Linked DNA regions of Homo sapiens: region 2 is linked to region 1. The links are chromatin loops, found by intact Hi-C in ENCODE. Cell type or tissue: GM12878. All regions are shown on one strand. Links, peaks and the distances in the headings refer to the core of each region. The heading gives the core; the rest is flanking DNA. Region 1 overlaps RAPGEF6 (Rap guanine nucleotide exchange factor 6). Region 2 overlaps MEIKIN (meiotic kinetochore factor).

Region 1 (2,920 bases), core at 242-2,741:
GTAGGCAAGAAAGACTACATCTGGAACTTAGGCCATTCTCTTATGCTCCTGTTAGTATTGCCATGCCCACTATTAAAGATTAATGGGGCCAGGTGCGGTGGCTCACACTGTAGGGTGGCTCACACTGTAATCCCAGCACTTTGGGAGGCCAACGCAGGTGGATCACTTGAGGTCAAGAGGTCGAGACCAGCCTGGCCAACATGGTGAAACCTCATCTCTACTAAGAATACAAAAATTAGCCAGGTGTGGTGGTGCACACCTACAGTCCTAGCTACTTGGGATGCTGAAGCAGAGGGATCACTTGAACCTGGGAGGCAGAGGTTGAGGTGAGCCGAGACTGAGCCACCGCACTCCAGCCTTGGCAACAGAGTGAGACTCCGTCTTAAAAAACAACAACAACAACAACAAAAACAATAAAGATTAATGGAAAACAGCCAGGCGAGGTGGCTCACACCTGTAATCCTAGCACTCTGGGAGGCCAAGGGAGGCAGATCACTTGAGGTCAAGAGTTTGAGACCAGCCTGGCCAACATGGTACCCTGTCTCCACAAAAAGTATAAAAATTAGCCGGGCATGGTGGTGCATGCCTGTAATCCCAGCTACTTGGGAGACTGAGACAGGAGAATTGCCAGAACCCGGGAGGCAGAGATTGCAGTGTACTGGGATCACATCACTGCATTCCAACCTGGGTGACAGAGTGAGACTCTGTCTTAAAAAAAAAAAGGTTAATGAAAAACTACAGCAACTAAGAAAAAGGCAGGATAGTTGAAGACACATCAAAATTAAAGTTTTGTTCCAATCACAAAGTAAAGGACACAGAACAGCTGAAGTTTTAGTTAAGGCAAGAAATACTGAATGGGTAGTGAAAGACAGAGATATGAACTATAGCCTTGTGTCCCATTATAGAAACAAAGACTGTAGTAAGTAGCTTTTTGCATTTTCTCTTTGCTTACTATATATATAGTATAAGATATTGAAGGTAAACTTTATAAGGTAGTCTTTAGTTAACAGAATATTCAGAGGCACTATGACAGATTACATACAAATATAGCTAGCAATGATTGTTGTTGTGTGTCTCCTTATTTGGGGGAGAGGGTAAGAACTCCATTTGTATAAAGGATAGTTTTGTCTTGTTACGTAGACACAGATTGTTGAATGGAATTTCAAGTGTGTTTAGAAGCATTCATAAGGAAGCTGAGCAGCCAGGGGAGTGGACTGTGACAGTTATTTACTGCCTCTCCAAACATACTGGCTCTCAGCTTCAAATCTACCCTTTATTGCCATACTTTGTGATAAGGATGAGAATTGTGTAAATGTTCTCCTTTGCTAGCTGAAAATGTTACAGTTTTGTCAGCAGAGGGTGCTAGAGTAACACTGCAGTAAGAAAGTCTTTCCTCTGCAATTGGAGGGCTTCTGTTTCCTGTCCCCAGCTTCAGGGGCCATCTGCATCCTGGTAAGGGGGGTCTCCTAAGTGCCACTCCTGGTCAGCAGTTCCCTTCCCCTTCCTGCCAGCCTTGACCAGACAACTGTGGACCAGCTCTGTCCCAGAGCAACCCAGTGAATGTCTCTGCTATTTATTGGGCTGCAACTAACATTCTTCAACCAAGTCTCAACTCTAGTCGTGAGGAAGGGGTCTGTCTCCCTTTCAAGTTTGTTTTGTCTTTGGGAACTCGCCCTCAGCTGTAGGGTATTCTGCTTTATCCTTCTTAGTAGCTAATCCCTTGAACTAGTTTAATTTTAAAATTAAACTTTACCTGCTCAGGCCAGGTACAGTGGCTCATGTCTGTAATCACAGCACTGTAATGCCCAAGGCGGGCAGATCACTTGAGGTCAGGAGCCTGAGACCAGTCTAGCCAACATGGTGAAACCCTGTCTTTACTAAAAATACAAAAATTAGCTGGGTGTGGTGGCACACACCTGTAATCCCAGCTATTCGGAAGGCTAAGGCAGAATTGCTTGAACCCAGAAGGCGCAGGTTGCAGTGAGCCAAGATCATGCCACTGCCCTCCAGCCTGGGCAACAGCGACTCTGTCTCAAATTTAAAAAATCATAATAATAAAAAAATCAAACTTCACTTGTTCCAATTACGGTATGGTTTCTGTATTCTGACTGAAGAAGCCAAAAATTACTTGATGCTTAATATATGCTAAGCATTATTCCAGGTAGTTTATTTGTTATAGTAACTCACAAATCCTAAAAATGAACCTACAATAGCCTATTATAAATCTTTCACACAAAAGATAAATTCCCTAATCAGTATTATTCTTTAGAATAAAGATTAAACTTCCATAATCATGTTTCCTGTGAAGTTTATGATTACATTAATGCATACCATGATTTTTCTAAAATCTCAAACATTCTGATTATTTACTTAAAAAGATAAACTTCATTGTCTTGATCACAAACTAGTAGTGAATTATTGCAGTTGATTAAGGGCTATTAAAAGTCCTCATAACAAAGATCTTGACCATTCAGAACAGCAGGAGTGTTCAACAGAAAAATACTAATAATCTTAAAATATAACCATAGGCAATATCAATCCAGCATATTCAGTTCTCAGGGACTAACAATACAAATTCATTAATGTGAGTTTCACAAATACAGGGAAAAGGAACAATGGCCAAAAAGCTCAAAAAAAGCCAAGAACTACTATATATTTATAAATACAGTCAACTATATGTGTTATTCAACTGGTCAATTAGCACATTTCATTTAACCAAAGGCCAATGATGTAAAGTTTCAGGAGTCAAGGCATGACTTCTAAAATGATATTTAAATTGAGATGTCCCATATCCTGATATTTATGTTAAATAGTTATGCCACTAAATTAACTACAATTGGAAGTCTTACTTTAAAAGCCTAGAAATTTCTTCTCAACATTTTGGGAAAAAAGTCACAAAAAATTACATTTTTATGTCACT
Region 2 (2,920 bases), core at 157-2,656, 220 kb after region 1:
CTGTAATCCCAGCACTTTGGGAGGCTGAGGCAGGTGGATCACGAGGTCAGGAGATCAAGACATTCCTGGACAACAGATGAAACCCTGTCTCTACTAAAAATACAAAAATTAGCTGGGCGTGGTGGTACGTGCCTGTAATCCCAGCTACTCGGGAGGCTGAGGCAGGAGAATCGCCTGAACCAGGGAGTCGGAGGTTGCAGTGAGCTGCCACTGCACTCCAGCCTGGCAACAGAGTGAGACTCTGTCTCAAAAAACAAGCAAACAAACGAACAAAAAAAAAAAAACAAACAAAACCAAAGAACAGTTTTCAAAAGGGAGATGAAGAAAGCTAAACTTGAGAAATTAACCTAACCTATAGAAACAAATAATTATTGCATAATGAGTGATTATTATATGTCACACTCTTTACAAAGATTATCTCTAGTCCTCACAACAATTCTTTGAGGTAAGAACTACTATTTTACCAATTTTACAGATAGGAGGCTAAAATTCAGAAAGTTTAAGGAATGTGCTTATGTAACAGTTAGGATTTGAACTTAGGGATGTCCTATTCTTAAGTGATTTGTACTACCATCTTTCGGATACTCGAATAAATATGTTTCCACTTCATTTGTCATATATCTGTGTGATACTTCTGCCTGCTATTATTATCTAGAAAATCAAATTTCTCACTAAAGATAACATATGCATCCAGTTAAAGGCCGTGATTCTACAGTACTAGACTGAGATATGAATTCATAACACATAATTTATCGTCTCTTCTGGAGCTCAAAATAGAATAAAAAAAAATCTTAAAATTTACTATAAGGATAGCTGCAGGTTTTGTCTGATTAGCCAAAAGGTATTATTAGACTTCTCTAACACCTCAAAGTTAAAAGTGTCCTCTCTTGGGTTCCTACAGTGTCTTGTTCTAGTTCTGATTCTACAAGTAATAAGCTCTGTGCATTTGGGCAAGTCACTTAACCTGGCCAGGTCATTTTTGTTATATGTAAGATGAGTAAAATAGACTAATGAAATGGTTCTCAAATGTTTGTGCTTACTGGAATCACTTTCAAAATGCAGGTTCCTGTGCCATCTCTAGAGACTGAAGTTTACCAGGTCTGTAGTTATTCTGGTGAGGTAGTCAGAAGGACCATGCATTGAGAAAGCTTAGACTAGATGTTTTCTACAGCCTCCTTTATCTGGCTGTCACTATTCCAACGACTTACCCACACCACCTCCTCTATCACATCTCTTTGGTTCACTTTCACCATTGTTTTTTATTTAATCAGCATAGTGCCAGTTATTAATGAACAAAAATCATACTGATCACAGTCCTAGACTGAAATTCAAAAGTGAATTTCACCCTGTAGTCCTGATTAGATTACTGCCAAAATAGCTAAAACTTTAAATGCCAGGACTAAAAATAGGCTGCTGCATGTTTAAAATAACATGATCACTAGTTAGCTTGGTGCTTTGCTATTTTTACTAAAGGAAAGAGAGAAGTGGCCAGAGGTTGAAAGGGAAACAGGAGGCAGCTGTTACGGTGAGAGCCTAGAAAGAGGCCAGGAGATGGCACCGTTAGTTCATTAGTTCAACATTAATGGGGAGGGGAATTAAGGGCAGTTATCTCTGTAAATTAAACTAAAAAACTTCAGTCTGAACACTCAAAAGAACCTCCCAGACACACTTTGGTTTTGATTTGTTGCATACTTAAGTCCAGAATTTTAACAATATCTAACGTCAGAAACTAATATGACAGGCCAAAAAGATCAAATTAAGAGTGTTGCTAGTGTTATTTGTAAACTTTTTCTTTTCTTTTTTTTTTTTTTAATTTTTTATTTTTGAGACGGAGTCTCACTCTGTCATCCAGGCTGGTATGCAGTGGTGCAATCTCGGCTCACTGCAACCTCTGCCTCCTGGCACCTGCAACCATGCCCAGCTAATTTTTGTATTTTTAGTAGAGACAGGGTTTCGCCATGTTGGCTAGGCTGTTCTCGAACTCCTGACCTCAGGTAATCCGCCCACCTCGGCCTCCCAACGTGCTGGGATTACAGGCATGAGCCATCATGCCTAGCCAACTTCTTCTTTTTTTTTTTGAGATGCAGTCTCACTCTCGCCCAGGCTGGAGTGCAGTGGCACGATCTCGGCTCACTGCCAGCTCTGCCTCCCGGGTTCATGCCATCCTCCTGCCTCAGCCTCCTGAATAGCTGGGCCTACAGGTGCCCATCACCACGCCCAGCTAATTTTTTGTAGTTTTAGTAGAGATGGGGTTTCACCGTGTTAGCCAGGATGGTCTCGATCTCCTGACCCGCCTGGGCCTCCCAAAGTGCTCGGATTACAGGCCTAAGCCACTGCGCCCAGCCCGGCCAACTTCTTCTTAAAGTATAACAAATACACAGAAATGTACACATATGTACAGCTTGATAGGTTTTCACAAACACAACATACCTGTGTAAACAGCACTGACATAAGGAAACACAACATTATCGGCACCCTAGAATTCCCCCTTGTAATCCCTTCCAAGTAATGCCCCCACTCCAACAAGGGCATCCACTATCGTGATTTCCATTATAGTTTAGTTTTGCCAAGTTTTATACTGTATGTAGATAATATTAAATATACTCTACTGGGTCTGGCACCCTTTGTTAAACGCATCATTATGTTTGTAATTTTGTATATAACATGTAATATGTAACAGTTGCATATAACTTTATATTGTTGATTTTCACTGCTATATAGCACTTGAATGAATGAATATACCATAGTTGATCCATTTTACTTAATGGGCATTTGGATAGTTTCCAGCTTGAGGCTATCATGAACACTGATGCTATTAATATTCTAGTAGATATTTTTTGGTGACACATATATACATTACAGTTGGGTATATTCCTACAATGAAATTGGTAGGTCTCCAAAGGCCTTCCACCTTTGTAAT

Evidence for each region. Hi-C counts contacts between places; a loop is a spot of excess contacts. Peaks named below come from ENCODE experiments on the same cell type or tissue, not always from the same donor. Only the 100,000 strongest peaks of a DNase experiment are listed, where the experiment ranks them.
Region 2: it touches region 1 in a loop (2.8-fold over the local background); 19 of 110 quality-filtered maps call a loop at or near these places.

What each region holds. Positions count from the first base shown.
Region 1 is chr5:131,588,359-131,591,278 of GRCh38, forward strand. The region is part of intron 4 of RAPGEF6 (Rap guanine nucleotide exchange factor 6); the gene reads right to left. Among named protein-coding and RNA genes, the nearest start is that of RAPGEF6, 45 kb to the right of the region's middle. In GM12878, for the core only: a CTCF peak has its summit at 1,356 (motif pointing right); a DNase peak (open chromatin) is centred at 1,323.
Region 2 is chr5:131,809,549-131,812,468 of GRCh38, forward strand. The region is part of intron 12 of MEIKIN (meiotic kinetochore factor); the gene reads right to left. Among named protein-coding and RNA genes, the nearest start is that of FNIP1, 14 kb to the left of the region's middle. In GM12878, for the core only: a CTCF peak has its summit at 1,548 (motif pointing right); no DNase peak of the experiment used is centred there.